2 separate regions of the Mus musculus genome follow, and region 2 is linked to region 1. The links are chromatin loops, found by intact Hi-C in ENCODE. Cell type or tissue: heart. All regions are shown on one strand.

Region 1 (8,000 bases):
CAGTTACAGAAGGATGAGAACTGCCTCCCTATTTCATTGGTTATCTGGGCTCTATTCTGGGTGCTCTGAGATGCAGATTCCAACAGTGGCAATTCTGAGGCCCTGGGCCCAGAAGACCTTTCTATAAGCACATAGGAGAATCCCACCATCTTTTCCCTAGTAGGATCAACTGTGCCATTCCCTATGTATCACCCCCAGGCCCTTGACCGTGCCTTTGGACCATATTGGCAAAGTTCCCTCATAATAGGACCAGAGACAGCTGAGATCTCCCGGATCCAGCTTAGCCAGCATATTCTGTCCTCTCACCACTCCAGACTCAGTTTCCCCATCTGGGCCTAAGCCAAACATAAAGTAAGCCTTTCACCACCTGAAGTGATGGTGGAGTCTGACACTGCAGGGACACTGTGAGATCCACAGTGGTTGAAGAGCGCTCTCTCTCTCTCTTTCCCTCTCTCCCTCTCTCTCTCTCTCTCTCTCTCTCTCTCTCTCTCTCTCTCTCTCCTCTTGTGGTGTGTGTGTGTGTGTGTATGTGTATGTATGTATTGTGGGGTAGGGTGTGTGTGTGTGTGTGTGTGTGTGTGTGTGTGTGTGTGTGTCCTTGTGTCCCAAAAGACAGCTTTGGCAGTTCAGGCTAGAAAGGAGAAAGGACTGCTCTGGTGTCTGACTCAGGGACAGGGGCTTGGGGAGAGCAGGACTAATGGGGTTGGGGACCCAAGAGAGACACAAGCTAGGCAATCACTGCAGGTATCCTGGCAAGATCCCTACAACCCACCCAACTGCAGTGAGCTGGGTCAGAGGTGTTGAGGCCACTCTCCCACCGCAGGTCCTACTCATAACTTTCCTCCCAACCTACCCTGGGGCCTTCCGGGAGTGACCACAGCGGGCTACTAGAGTTCAGTGGGTCCTGACTTGGAGATAGGACGGTCCTCAGAAGTGTTTTATGCCGGGGCTGAGAAAAGGTAGAGTGGGCAGCACTGGGGAGAAGTCCTGGGGGTGGGGGTCTGGACCTTCCCCTGCTCGTCAACAGGTTCTCTTTGCTCTGGGCCACAGTGACCTTGGCTTCGTTTCAGAAGCAATACCTGGGGACTGTCCAGATCAGCCTGGCCACCTAGCAACTAAGCAAAGCCACCTGGCCACAAGTCCACCCCATCTGTGGGGTAGACTTCTTGGGTCTCATCCCACCTTGCCCACTTCAAAAGGCAACCGGAAGAGCACGTTGTATGCCAGAACTACACTAGGCTCTGAGTGCAGATGTCTGGGGCCCTGGAGGGACGGAATGTGGGGAGGAGACACCCCTCCTCGCCGAATCTAAGTCTGGAATCGGCTTGAGGCCCTCCATTCCTTTGCCTCATAACCACTTGAAGAAAAGAAGTCCGAGTATATACTTTACATATACCCAAATCCTTTACCCGCTTTAACCCCTTTCTTCCTCATGAAAGAAAGGCAGTTAGAATTCAGCTTTCAGAGCACTCTATACCTTAGTGTGTGCCTGTTGGGGGTATGGGGAGCTCAGGGGAAGATCTGGAGAGTTCTCTGACACCCTGGCTTAAGAACTGACCAATGCACCTGACACTTAGATTACAAAGGTTTATTTAAAAAAAAATGGTTTGGTTGTTTTGGCTGTCATTGTATTTGGCAAACAATCTCAGTAACCAGAGATTGCCTGTGCTATCTCTCCTCCCCCAGACAGATGCCTTTTTCAGGTCATAGGAAGTCAGCCCTTGCTCACAGGGAAGACCGAGAAGGGGGTGGTGTGCTCCTTTCTTGGTGTGGTTTAGTTGTCTGAGCTCTAAAGCCCTAAGTTCACAGCCACACTCCACAGAAGCCTTCTCAGGAACTGGATCCACAACCTAGCTACAGCCCCTCGCTGAGATGGGAAGGCAAAGGTCTCCCTTTCTCCTCCCCACTCCCCAAGGCCCAGTTGTCTCTCGCCCAGCTCCTGTCTGCCACATCCCACACTGTGCCCTGAAGTCCACCCTGGGACTCTGGAGAGACCACACTGTTGGTCTCTCTGTCTACCCGAGTTCAGAGCTGTCCAGGACGTCAGTGGGTCCAGGTCCAGGAGGCCAGAGGGTCATTGCCTGAAGCCCCTTCTCCTCCTTCGAAAGAGGATATGCTTGAAAGAGCGCCTGAAGTCCTGATTGAAGACAGTGTAGATGACCGGGTTGAGCGAACTGTTGCAGTAGCCGATCCAGAAGAAAAACTTAAAGAGCGGTTCTGGCAACTGGCAGGCCTCACGGCAGATGCCATACAGGCTGTAGCTGAAGAAGAAGGGGAACCAGCACAGTACGAACACGCCCATGACCACCGCCAACACGAAGGTGAAGCGCTTCTCGCGTGCCTGGGCCACCTTGCGGCGGCACACACTGCTGCGCGCCCGGCGCCGACGCGACAGGAAGAACTCGACGGAGCGCGAGCTGGCCCGCGACAGGCGCCCTCCGGGGCCTGGGGACCGAGACGCCGTCCGAGCACCCTGCTCGGCTGCCAGTCCCGGTCCCGGTCCGTCCGCACTGCCCGTGTCCCCCTCAGCACCCTCTCGCCGCCGTCCTCCTCTGCGCAGCGCGCCCCGGCGCCTCCGCCTCTCGGCCGCACTGCTCTCATCCGGCTCCACTTCAGTGCGCGGGGGCGCGCAATGCCCGTTCTCCCCCGCTGCCTTGCCCAGCCCATTCTCTGTGGTCGGGGACGCGCCGTCGGGGCCGGCGGGGCCGCGTTTCTCGCTGAGCGTACGCGTGCGCAGCTTGGCCACGCGGTAGATGCGCGCATAGACCAGGCCCATGATGAGGCAGGGCGCGAAGAAGGAGCCTATGCAGGAGGACAAGATGTACCAGGTCTCATCGTTGAGGCCGCACTGCGGATAGGCGGCGCCGTCGGGCCGGCGGTAGAACGAGACGAGAGGCGGGAAGGAGATGACAGCGGAGATGAGCCACACGGCCACGATGGTGGCCTTGACACGGCGCGGCGTGCGCTTCAGGTTGTACTCTACCGCTTGCGTCACCGACCAGTAGCGGTCCAGACTAATGGCACACAGGTGCACGATGGACGAGGTGCAGAAGAGCACGTCCAGTGCCAGGTATACACCACACCACACTTGCCCGAAGTACCAGTAGGCCATGAGCTCATTGGCCAGAGAAAAGGGCATGACCAGTGTGGCCACCAGGATGTCAGCTGAGGCCAGAGACACCAGGAAGAGGTTCTGCGGGGCGCGCAGTGCTCGGCTGGTCAACACAGCGATCACCACGAGCACATTGCCTACCACGGTGAAAACGATGAGGAAACCCACCACAGCTGCCAACCCCGCCACAGCACCTGCGGAGTACTGGCCCGGCGGTGGCACCCAGTCGGTCCCCGAGGCGTTGGCACCCCCGCCGCTACCCCATTCGCCCGCGTCGCTCCCGTTGGGGCCCTCAGCCGCCGCCGCCGCCAGCGCCGCGGCCAGCGCTGGGGACGCCATGGTCCTCCCGAGAGCTACGCGGTCCTGCCAGGAGCCCGGGCGCAGCCTCGGCAGCTCGGGCGCCCCACAGCCAGGGTCGGCGTCCGCATCGCCGCCTGCTCCTCCGGCGCGCCGGCTGGGGGCCACGAAGCCCCGCAGCCGGCTCTCGGCCGTGGTGGCCCGGCGGGCGGGCGGCGCGCCGGAGAGCGTGGCTGCCGGGCTCCCCGCAGCTGCCGCGCGCGTAAGTGCAGAGCTGGAGGTGCCCAGAGAGCGCGGCGACGCGGCGGTGGGGGGGAATGGGGGTAGGTCCCGGGTCCTCGAGCGGCCCCGCCCTCGGCCTGGGTTCAGTGGGAGCGTCCCGGCCGCCAGCCCACGGAGATGCGGTGTCCAAGCTGGTGCACGCAAGCGGCTCCACGGTCCGGGTGCCCGACTGGGCTGCAGGCTGCAGGCGGCGGCCCGGACACTCTGCTTCCCAACGGGCTGGCTGGGGCTAAGCGAGCCGGGGCGCAGGTTGCCGTTCTTCCGGGTCCCTGCAACTTTACTTTGCGGGGCTGGGCGCCGACACCCGCGGTCCTCCTGCTGCTCCCGAGTGCGGGCGCCCCCCAAGGTCCGCGTTCGGCCGTGCGGGCGCCGCCTCGCCCTCCCCGCTCGCCGGTGCAGCGTCTCCGCCGCCGCGGAGCGCTTGGCGCAAGTGCTGTCGCCCGGGCTCGGCTTCCAACTTGAGTCCAGTAGCGCAGCGGGGAGGGCGCAGCGGGGCGGGGCGGGGCGCCCCGCAGGCCCGAGCCGCGGGCCCGGGGGGAGCGGGCCGGGAGCCGGAGCCCGCGGCCGCCTGGGCGAACCTGCCGGCGGCGCCGGGGAGGAGCCCTAGGCGGCGGCGCAGGGCGCGCACTCGGCGAGGGCGCCCCCTCCAGGGCCAACTGCAGCCTGCGGGGCCCGGCTGAGCGCGGGCTGGCCTGAGCGGTGAGTTCTAGAAGCCTGCTCTTTCTAAGATCGTAGTCTCCACCTCACTCGGTTACAGGCGACGGAGCGCGCGCGGGCGCGCACACCGGCTCGTAAGGGGCTGGCTCGGGGTCCGCGGCCTGATTGGAGAGTGCGCTTGTAGCAGCATGGCAGAGACACTGCTGGTGCGCATCATTCCTTTGGAGCTTAGGGTCCCTGCTCCCCTGCAGAGCCACCTCCTCAGTCAGCCTCAGTTCCCTCCTCTGAGTACCTCTCAGCGCTGCGGGATCGTGAATCATAACCACGGTGTCAGTCGAGGCCCAGATCAAGCTCCCAAGCTCTATACCCATGTTGGCAATTGTTGAAGTTGAATCTTAATGCTGTGTGATCCCGCTTTTCACAGCTGGAGGGGACGCTCCAGACCTGCGCTTTTGACAAACTCAAAACTGACCTGCCCCATGCAGCGTGATTTTGTGGGAGTAGGTTTAAGAGAGGGCGAGCAAATCAAATGTTGGGGAGATCTCGTGTCAGTTTCACAGAGGTTCTGTCACGTGTGGCCTGAGTTGAGTTGAGGCACTGGTCTCTGCCTCCAGGCAGCCCCAGGTCTGCAGGGAGGATGTGGCCAAGAGAATAAATTGGACTTTCCAGACCTAGCGTTTCCCTGCTAGAACTAAAGGAGTACCATTCTCTCCACCAAGGCTGGCCAGGACCTCATTACACAGGTCAGATAGACCGGAAAGGGAGGGGAGTTGGCAATCCACTGGCAGAAGGCCTCATCAGAAAGTCATTCTGAGGACCTTGGAGCCATGACCTGTGGCATCTGGACTTGTCCCTGCTCTGGTGGCTGCTTCTCCCTGCAGTCCTTGAGGATAGTGCAACCTCCTTGTGGGCACTGCAGCCCTAGAGGACCCACAGGACCTACCCTCAGGGCAGGGGTGTCCAACTAGGATTAGGCAGACGACAAACATTTCAGACCATGGGCCTGTCTTGAGTACTGTGCCCGTGCAGGACACACTTCTTGATGCCTGTCCTGGGCACTTTCTAACTCAGGGCTTGCAAAGTGCCATGTGCTGTCACCTGAGAATGTGAACTATGAGGAAGAACCGCCAAGGTTTTTTAACAAGTCCTTCTTACCCAGAGGCCCCAACAAGGGCCACTGATCAAAACAACTTCAGTTGGTTTGTATAGAAGCCCCCAGATGACTCCAACATCAGTATATTGGAGGAAGAGGAGGTCTGGCCTTATGGTGTTTGTGTCTGGATATTCACCCCCACACTGAGTGCCATCAAAGCCCTGGAACTTCCCCACCCCCCATCCCTACCCCCAACCCAGCCTAGAAGCAAAGGAGGAGGTGACAGCATGTATCACCTTTGGATATGGAGGAGTTATTAGGAAAAAGCTTTGTGGACCATGCTCCCTAGGGACTGAGGTAGTCCCCAGTGTGTGGATGGTCCCTAAGACAGAGTGCTCTTTAGGAATGTGGGTACTCCTTCAGATGGGATGCTTCTTTGGTGAGAGTGCCCCCCGAAGAGGCTGGTTTAGTTCTGAGGATGTGGGAGCCTGAGGACGATGAGGGGAAGGGCAAGTGGGCACTGGTCGGGTACTGTTGGAGAGATGGCTTCTCCCCTTGCAGGCAGCATTGTGGACCTGCCTGAGTCAGAGATGCTGTCATATGAGAAGCTGAGGGGACAACAGGTAGTCTAGCCCAAGCCCTGACTGCACACAGCCTCACGTTTCCAAGTGATGCCTGCCTAGGCAAAGGGATGCCCTGGGAGCCCTGCAAGGGAAGCCTGCAAGGGCATCTGCAGGGCTCGCTACTGAGTGACCTAGGCTCTTGGGGATGATGGCTACATGCTGTAGGGATGCTGACCATACCTCCCGGCATAACTGAGAGGAAGCCACTCTGGAGTCAGCAGCCAGAAGTGAGAGTTAAAGAGTCTGCTCATTTGAGGGCAGCTGGTGAGACCCCCTGGGGTGGCAGGAACTTACGAAGAGGCTGAACTAGCCTCTTTGCCCAGAGATAGCCAATTAGCCCCAACAGTCTGCTTCTGGTTGTTCTGTGGCAGGAAACAATGTGTGCCCCTACAGACTGTGTGTTCAAGAGTAGTTGGTGGCAGGCCACACTGGGTGTTTGTACCTACTATGTGAGGGCATTCTGGGAAGGTCCTGGTATATTTCAGAAGGAAATCCATGTGAAGTGAAGCAGCCTGGGTATTCAGAGTGGTGGGTATACTGGTGCCTAGAAGTGCGGGGTTGGTCCAGCCAGGGTTGCATAGTGCCTGGATGTTGGGTCCTAGGCTCTCAATTCCCTGCCAGGCCTCTACCACAGGATCTGGTTGCATGTCTGTGTGAATCCTGGGAGCAGTGCGCATGCTGCAAAGCAGCCGTGACATGGGCTGACGGGAGCTGGGCTCCTTGAATCACCCTGGTGTACTCACAGGTATGCGTGAACACATGCACCTCACTCCCTCATGGGCTCATGCACATGGATATGCTTATTCAAGTGTGCACACACAGACCCATTGCCTGAACACACGGATGTTCATGAAGATGCACTTACATTCACATGTGTGTATACATGTGCACCTGTTCATACATATATGTATGATTATATACCACTTACACACCACTTGCATGTGCATGCCACGTATGTACATTCATCCCTTCAGATACTTTCCAGTGTAGCTGTGTATATACCCAAACACATGCGTATGTGTATCTGCACCTGGAAGATTCCAGTCAAAGGCATGCATGTATACACATATGTGCATGTACACCCACATGAGTTTGCACATAGTCACACACAAGGCAAGCATATATGCACATATAAGCATAAATGTCCACACACATATGTTGTTTGTGCAACCACTCACATCTTGATTCAGAAGTGAGCAGAGCCATCAAGTGTGAATTTAAGCTCCTGATCATGTCCTTCCTTGCTTCTTGGCAGCTGAGTGACCCTCCTCATTCTCAGGCCTCAGTTTTCCTGTCTGTGAAATGAACACATTGCACCACTGTCTCTAATATCCGTGCTGGCTCTTCCATTCTCCCTCTCCCTGAGGGAGTGTCGCATCTGGCCTGCCCAGCTTTGCCTTTGGCTGGTGCCTGGAGCTGCTGAGGAGAGCCAGGCTCACAGAGCTCTTCCATTTTACTTAGCTCTAGCTGGTGACAGGGTCAGGGAAATAGAGCTGGATTTCTTGTCTCAAGTCTAAGAGGATGCCCTTTTTATTTGAAATGGAGCTGAGGATTTTTCCCTATGTTTATGTGCGATCTCATTTTTAAAGATGAGCCAAGGGAAAACCAAGGCTTGTTTCCCTCTCTGCCCCTCCCTGAAGAATTCCAAAGACTGATCTGTCTTGTCAGAACGTGGCAAGGATCCGGCAGCCGGGCTGGCTCTTGGCGCCCCAGCCTGCAGACTGAATCCATTGCATATTGATCATCGATTTGGCAACACAGCGTTCCAACAGAGCTGGCGAAGCCCTCTTCAGGGACTGGCTGGGATTGGCATGGGGTGTAATAGAAAACAGAGGGTCAGCGTCTCTTGCCGGGTACCCACTGTGTGCCTTGGCACTGCCCGGCTGGGGGTCTAGCTCCTGTCTGTCACTGTATCCTTAGCTGTGTGCAGCCTCAA
Region 2 (8,000 bases), 89 kb after region 1:
ACCTGAGTAACCTAGCCAAGCAAGGACAGCCAACTGAACCCAGCCTTAAATAAACAAGTGGGTGGGTGAAGAGGAGGAGGAGGAGGAAAAGGAGGAGGAGGAAGAGGAGGAGGAGGAGGAGGAGGAATAGGAATTACAAGATGGGTGGAAGAGCTTGATAATGAGTGTGTCAACTGACAGATATTGACATTAGTGGAAGAAAGGTGGATGGATGATGGGTCAGTGGGATGGATTGAATCATGAATGATAGGTGTATGAATAGAGGGATAGGTAGGTGTATGTGTCAATCATAGATGTGTATGGGTGAGTGGGTGAGTACTTGGTGGACAGGTAGATGATGGGTGGATGAGTGTGTGGGTAGATGGATGATGGGTAAATGGATGGATGGATGATGATGGATGGAGAGATGGATGGATGATGATGGATGGGTGGATGGATGGATGATGGGTAAATGGATGGATGGATGGGTGGGTGGGTGGATAGATGGATGATGATGGATGGGTGGATGGATGATGGGTGGATGGGTAAGGGGTGTGTAGGATGGATGGAAAGATACATGGTAGACTTATGCATGGATGACTGTTGGGTGACTAACTGAGTCAGGGGTAGCTGGATGATAGGTGACTGGACATATGTTCCATGGAATAGATGGGTGTAGGTGGAGGAGAACTTACTTGCGATCAACCATGGTAGATGCCAGGGCATCTTGAGATTTGACATTGACTTTCCCCTCTAAACCCTGCCTGAGCCAGCCTTCCTCCAGCAACCTCAGTGTTGCAGCTCATCAGGATGTATTATTTGTCGTTTCCTTAGTTATGGAGGCACAGATACCTGCTAGGGTCTGCTGCTCAGGTCTGTCTGCTGTCAGAGCCTGTGGGGAGCCTAGACTTGGTGGATGTTTCCTCCTCCCTTGCCCAGCAGATGTGTCTGGCAGACAGTGGATTTCATCATTTTTCTTCACTTGGGCATGTATTCCTGGGTAATAACCAATGCTTACAGGAAAGCTGAAGTCCTTAGTAATGAGATTGAAATCAGATCTCTGTGCACAGGCTGCACAACAGGCTCTCGAGGCCTTGCATGCTGATGAGGCTGCTGACCTGAGCTATCCATCTGGACAGAGGGGTTCATGTCCAGGATCCCCAGGGTGCTGCCCCCAGCTTGCTTCATATTCACAGAAAAACTAACGTGAGTGGATGTCCCTTTCCAGGGCCTGGGATGTCTCTGCTCTCATCCACATTCTATCGGCCACAGGAAGGAGGAGCCTCTGTCAGTTGTGGAGTGATCTTAGGAGGAGAGAGACTAGAGGGTGATCCTTAGAAACACTACCTAAGAGAACAGGAAGGTGCAGGCCCAGAGAGGGGCAGCCCAGGCATAACAAGCCCATTCCAGGACGCCCTTAGAGTAATTATGCTCAGGAATAACCATCCAGGTTATAACCTTATCCAGGGATAACCTTGTCCAGGGATGATGACTTCAGGGACTGTCCACACCCACACTGCTGTTGTTGTTTGGAGAATTTTCCAGCAAACAAGAGCACCGAGTATGCCCTCACCCTCTCCCTGCCATGGGCTTCTGTTCCTCCTGTGCATTTGTGCGTTTGCTAGGTTCTATTTTTTAGTCAAATCTGGCCTCTTTTAGAGGATTTCCCCACACCTCAGCATCAGCAGCCCTTGTAGGGAAGAAAAAGAAAGAGACTTCTCGGCTGGCCGTTGAGATGCTGCCCTTCCTGTTGGGAAGCCCAACACTGACCTACCAAGGCCCCATTGCTGTTTCCTGACAGTCTTTGTTCCATCCTGTGCCCTCTTCTTGACTGTGTTTTCAAGAACCTTGTTAGGTTTAGAAAACGTTTTCAAAGAACCAGTTCTGGGCTTTCATTATTGCTTCCTCTGGGCTTTTTGTTTCTGTACTCATCAGCTTGAATTTGGATAAACTTGTCTGCTTTGCTTCTGGGGTCTGGCCACTCCCTATGCATTGCTTCTAACACCCTCAGAAGCAGGGAGAGCTTCCAAGCCCCTCCCTGCACTGCCTGGGGTGGGGAAGGGAGAACAAACCCCATCTTATTTCTGGTCAGCCTGGTCTCTGATCTTTGGGCTGATGCCATCTCTGATGTCTGATACTCCCATACTGAATTACATCAACATTGAGTTTTAGACATTTTTCCAAATCCTCGGTTTTAAGTTTGAAGCCTACCTCATAATACATGGGTCATCAAGTCTCAGATTGTTTAACCACTCAAGCTCTCTAATGCTTTCTGTTCCTGCCTCATTGAAAAGCTGGGTGGGAACCACTTTCGGATGGGAAACTCCCAAAAGGACAATGATTGACATCTCCCTAAACCAATGACAGCCATTCATGGGAGTGACCGGAGGTCTAATGGGCAGCCATTCCCCTGCCCACCTGGAGGGCAGAACAGAAAGACAAGGAGGACAATGGTGAGTGGGCTCTGCCTCCCTAATTTTCACCAAGACCCCACCCTAGGGTGTTGCGTGACCCCAAGTGCACCACCCAGCTCTTCAGTATTGTCGGCCACCAAGATGCACTTGCTTAGGGGTAAAGGTACATACCCAAAGACCCCTCTCCAGCTGTGCGTGGGGAGGCCTCAGCCACAAGGCAAATGAGAAAGAGGACCTTGAAGTCTTCAAGCTGAGCGTGGCACCTGATGGCTATAATCCCAGTTGAGGCAGAAAGGTTGCCGTGAGTTTCAGACCAGCCATCCACAGACTGAGACCTGTCTCAACACAAATGAGCAAAGGGGAAAGAAAAGAAAGTGGTCCTCACTCTGAGTCTCTGAGCACTGGCAAGGCAGTTTGCTCTGTTGGGATTTCAGTTCCCCAAGCCTCCCAGGCTGTCCCCCACAATGATGGCAGGGACAGAGAGCACTGCTACAGAAGAGATGGACGGCCGACAAAACTGCTTTCTGCCACTGAAGCCTGGACTCAGAGCTGATGAGTTTGTGCCCAAGCCCAGCAGGTTCCAAAGCTTGCCCTGGCTGACGATCTACAAGGCACAGCTGGATACAAGCTTCCTCCTCAGCCCAGGACATCAGCTCAAGAAGGTCCTAAGACATCAGGGCCATGCCCTTTCCGTAACTCATGGGATGTATGCTTGAGTTCCCCACGCTGCAGGAGCAGTCCTACTCTCGCTTGCCCTTCAGCTGCTCCTGTTCACCATGTGGTGATGTAACCCCATACTGCTGCTTAGGTAAGCAGAAGAAAGCGCAAGGACTCATCTGGGGACCGTGGTTTTCAGGTGACGGCACGATTATGGCAGTGCTGTGTTTCCATGTCTGACCTTTGACATTTGGGCAGAAGGGCTTTGTAGGCACCCAGGACCTCCCTTCACCTTCTCAGGGGCACCAACAGCTTCTTGGAGGTGTCCCTTTCGTTGATGTCTTCTATGAGCTCAAGGGCATCCTCAGCTACACAGAGAATTTGACTAGCTTGGGCTACACGAGACCTGTTTGGAAGAAAAAAAAAGAAAAGAAAGGAAGAGGAGGGAGGGAAGGAGGACGAGGGAGAGGTATGGAGGGGTGACAGTAGGTAAGGCAGGGAGGGAGAGAGAGAGATAAAGAGAGGGAGAAACTATTCTCACATTCCACCTTCTTTCAAGATCAAAGAGTCCACAGCTCTCTCTCCTCGCAGGTCCTGGGGACGGATCCTCTACCACTGAGTGACTGTACCACTCCAGGCTCTGCCAGCATTGTCACAGAGACCTCTTTGGTGTTTCTATGTCCTCTCTTCTCAGGAAGACACCAGTCACTGGATGAGGGCCCCACCCTTGCTCTAACCTCATGTCAACTTGATGTCATCGGCAATCATTCTGTTTTCCTGAGTTTGAGGCTGCAGATTTAAGCACATCTTCTGAGCAATTGCAATTGAACCGGCTCTGCTTGGAATCCGCCAGTGAGGGAAGCACGTTGATAAAGATACTTTTTTTTTTTTTTTTTTTTGCAAACTTTAAACTGACAAATGACAATTGTGAATGATGCGTGAGTGTATGGATCTGGTGTTTGGGATGTGCTCATCAAGCTAATTAGCATATGTGTCACCTCCCAGACCTCTCACTTTTGGGTCAGGACATTTGAAAGTCACTCTCCTGGCAACTTTGGAACATAAGATTCAACTGACTCTCTATACCTGCAGGGTCCACACCATGGGGTCAACCCACCCTGGGTAGAAAGTACCTGAGAGGAAACTCACTTCTGCACTGAGCATGTAGACTGCTTCACTGTTTTTTGTTAGTGTGCTTCTAATGGAGGCCACACTAAGTAACACCCAGAGATAGTCTAAATCTATGACAGGAGGATGCCTAGCATTGTTTTGGTTTTTTGTTTTGTTTTGTTTTGGTGGGCTTTTATTTTTGGTTTGGTTTTGGTTTTTGAGACAGAGTTTCTCTATGTAGCCCTGGAATTCCCTCTGTAGACCAGGCCTTCCTTGAACTCACAGAGATGCCCCTGCATCTCCCCTGAGTGCTGAGATTAAAGGCGAGCGCCGCCATTGCCCAGCTTGTGTTTTTTAAGAGGCCTGAGTGCTTACAAATTTTGCCATCTGCAGAGTCCTGGAACTCTTCCCCGTAGACACCAAGGGACTAAGTACATTACTGAACTATAGTCACCAGGTTGGCCTCCAAGGGTGACAGCGTGAGGACACAGACAAATGTCACGCTGGGGAAGCCACACTGGTCTCAGTGTTTCTACCCATGAAAATGCTGGGATGAGGTTGGGGCTCTTCCCTGCTCTGAGGGTTGGTTGCTCCTCTGCAGAAGGAAAGTTGGGGACAGGGTGAAATAATGTAGGCGAGCAGCCTGCACAGTGCTGGGACATTTATGCCACAGGCATCGCTTGGGGCCCGGCGCTCAGGGCAGCTTGCCAAGTGCATTTGTCAAGGAAAAGGAGGCTCAGCTACTCAGAGGCTCGTGATGACCCAGAAGCATGCTAAGGCCCTGCCAACAATGAAGGGACAGGGAAGGGAGCCAAGGCCAACAGCCTGGCTGAGCAGAGCAGCCCTGAGAGACGCTACTGTGGCTAGAGGTCCCCAGAAGGAAGCCTCAGTCTCCCTTCCAGCAGCCCTGGAGAGTCTGGGGATAAATACAGCAGGGAGCAGTGTGGCTGCACAGAGTCAAGCAAGCAGGTTCCAACTGGTCTCAGCGACTTTGTTTCTCCCCACCTCCCAGTGGGGTGAAGGTTCAGACCAGACGAGCTGCACTTACCAGGTGTTATGGAAGGGATTGTGACCCCCCCCTTTACCACTCATATCAGGGCCCCAATTCCAGCATCAGTTGGTCCCCACTCTGCTGGGTCCCCTCTGCTCTTTTACTGGCTTCTTTCCACATGCATGCCTCAGGTCACAGGCTTCAACAGAACCCATAGTATGACTAGAGACAGAACAAACAAACAAACAAAAAGTAATACATAGTTGAGCCTCCTTTGACTAGAAGTGGAAGATGCAAGCTTGGAAATCAAATCAAAGCGTTACCATCAATGAAACAACAGTGACTGTGGTCTGCATTGCCACAGAGCCTCAGGCCGAGGAGCAGAGCAGAGAGAGACACATGCTTGAGTGGGCCTGGTGGAGGCCACCAGCCTGTACAAACTGAGGTGTCACCTCCAGGTTAATGTCCGAGTGACAGATTGGAGGCAGTTTGGCTTCTCTGTCTGCCCAGGTGGGAGGCAGAGACAAAAGTGCAGCATCTGCAGATGTTGAACGATGCTGCAGAGTTCTGGCTTGGCCCTGGGGCTGGCTGTGGCAAGCCTGACTGTGTGGAAGACTGGGTCAGGTTCCCAGGAGGTTGCTCTAAGTCATGGTCCTGGTTCTGTCTGAATGACAAGTTTCTGTCTCTCAGCCCAGCTCCCAACCTGGCTTCTCTTTCAGGGTGTGTACCTAGGTGGTGGGGGAGTACAACGGAATGAGAAAGTGACTGTGAGTTTCCCAAGGAAGTAAGGTCTAGAGAGCGTCCTCAGAAGTACTGTGTGGACCCAACCCTCTGGGAAGACAGGTTGCATGCACGCAGTTCTGGGACTTCCAGTCCTGGGTCTCCAGCCTTAGGGAATCAACAGCAGAGGTGATTTCTGGAATGACTCACAACTCCTCCTCTTTCCCTAGGTCTCTGCTCACAAAGGGGTCTGTTTCTCATTTGAAGGGAACTGGCTAAGGGAGTGTTTCCCCAGCAGCAGAATACAGGTTAGAACAAAGAAAGAACAGAAGGATGGATGTGTGCAGAACGAAGGGTAGAGTACAGCATAGAAGGATGATATGGGAGAGCAAATGCTTTGGAGAGAGGGCAGAAGCTTCTGAGGGGCATGAAGCTGGGATGCAGGTGCCCCGAGGAGGCACAGAGAGCCAGGACTGCCCCCACATACATTGGGAAGGATCCACATATCTAAGCGGAGGAATGGGTCAGGTCAGAAGGGCAAATGTGGGCCTATGGGCTACTTGACAGAGATGGAGCTGACAGACAACAAGACCTGAAGGCAGCAGGGTCAGGGCGGAGAAGGAACCAGAGGGGCTCTGTGAACTAGGATGGCAGAGATAGGGAGAAAAGGAAGGTTGGGGTCAAAGATGGAAGGTTATAGAGGAGTAATTGGGGTAGCTGACAGAAGTGTCATTCTGTCGCTCTAACAGATATCATGACCAAAAGCACTTGTGGGAGGAAAGGCTTTATTTAGCTTACACTTCCAGGTCACAGTAATCACTAAGGGCAGTCAGGGCAGGAGCTCACTCACAGTCAGGGAAGTGTGGCAGGAACACTGGAGAACACTGCTGCTGGCTGTTCCCAGATGCATGCTTAGGTAGCTTCCTTCTACAACCAGAGACCACCAGCCCAGAGACTGGTGACACCCACGGTGGTCTGGGGCATTCTACACCTATTAACCATCTGTTTAATTGTAAAGATAATCCCATACACATGCCCACAAGCCAATCTAATCTAGACAATTCCTCAATCCAGGCTTTTCTCTCAGATGACCCTTTAGGGGTTGAGTGACCCTTTCACAGGGGTCACCTAAGGCCATCAGAAAACACAGACATTTACATTATGATCCATAACAGTAGCAAAATTACAGTTTTGAAAATAATGTTATTGTTGGGGGTAACCACAACAAGAACTGTGTTAAAGGGTCACAATGTTAGGAAGGTTGACAGCCACTGCTCTAGACTGTGATAAGCTAACAAAGCTAACGATGACAAAGGGGTCCAACAAGAGGGACAGCACCCCTAAGCCTAGAAGGCAGAAAGAAATGGAAAGTCTACAGATGTGGGGTGAAAGTGGAGGGTGGTCCAGCAGGAGCTCAGACAGCTCGGGAAGGACAGAGCAGCCTTTGAGGAAGACAGAGAGTAATGAGGCAGGCAGGGAGAAGAGATGGTACAAGGTTCTCCCCGCTACACACTCTGGTTGGAGGGGGCGGGGAGAGAGAGAGAGAGAGAGCGCAAATGGACAGAGGGGCAGGGACAGGGCTTGGGAACTGCTAAGGACCATGGTGTCAGGCAGTTTGATAGGAGAATTTCTCTATTTGTTCCAAAAGGAGCAGAGAGAGCTGACCAGAGCTAATGAGCAAAAACCCAGCAGCATACAGGGAAAGCTAAATGCCCTTGGAAATGGAGCAAGAGCTGGTTGAGGCTGGCTAATGGAAGTGCCCCAAATATACACTCTGGGAGTCTTCTCTCTCTATCTCTCTCTCTCTCTCTCTCTCTCTCTCACACACACACACACACACACACACACACCCCTGGTATGTGTGTACATGACTATGCATATTTGCAGATGTGTGTCTCTGTGGTCCCACAACACCATCATACATACAGATGGCCACCCACTGTGCACACCTGTGCAGATCCAGGCATGCGCACCTGCTTCTTGCTTCTCAGCACTAACCAATAATGAAAGCAGCGCCCCCCACCCCCACCCCACCCCCACAAAGCTGCCAGAGCCTGAGGCAGGAGGAAAGGTGCCTTGCACTCCAGCAGGAGAGAAAGGAGGTGGCAGGAGGAAGTAAGGGGCAGGGG

The links. Peaks named below come from ENCODE experiments on the same cell type or tissue, not always from the same donor. Only the 100,000 strongest peaks of a DNase experiment are listed, where the experiment ranks them.
Region 2: a loop joins it to region 1, with 2.8 times the contacts of the local background. A loop is called at or near these places in 4 of 42 quality-filtered maps.

The regions. Positions count from the first base shown.
Region 1 is chr5:35,275,337-35,283,336 of GRCm38, reverse strand. It overlaps Adra2c (adrenergic receptor, alpha 2c), which reads right to left and starts at 4,771. Exons shown (of 1, transcript NM_007418.3): 1 at 1,574-4,771. The coding sequence starts at 3,451. The coding sequence ends at 2,075. In heart, a CTCF peak has its summit at 4,368 (motif pointing left); no DNase peak of the experiment used is centred here; H3K4me3 peaks cover 2,699 bases; H3K27ac peaks cover 870 bases; H3K27me3 peaks cover 8,000 bases.
Region 2 is chr5:35,186,201-35,194,200 of GRCm38, reverse strand. No RefSeq gene overlaps it. Among named protein-coding and RNA genes, the nearest start is that of Gm31601, 29 kb to the right of the region's middle. In heart, no CTCF peak of the experiment used is centred here; a DNase peak (open chromatin) is centred at 4,910; H3K27ac peaks cover 489 bases; H3K27me3 peaks cover 1,834 bases.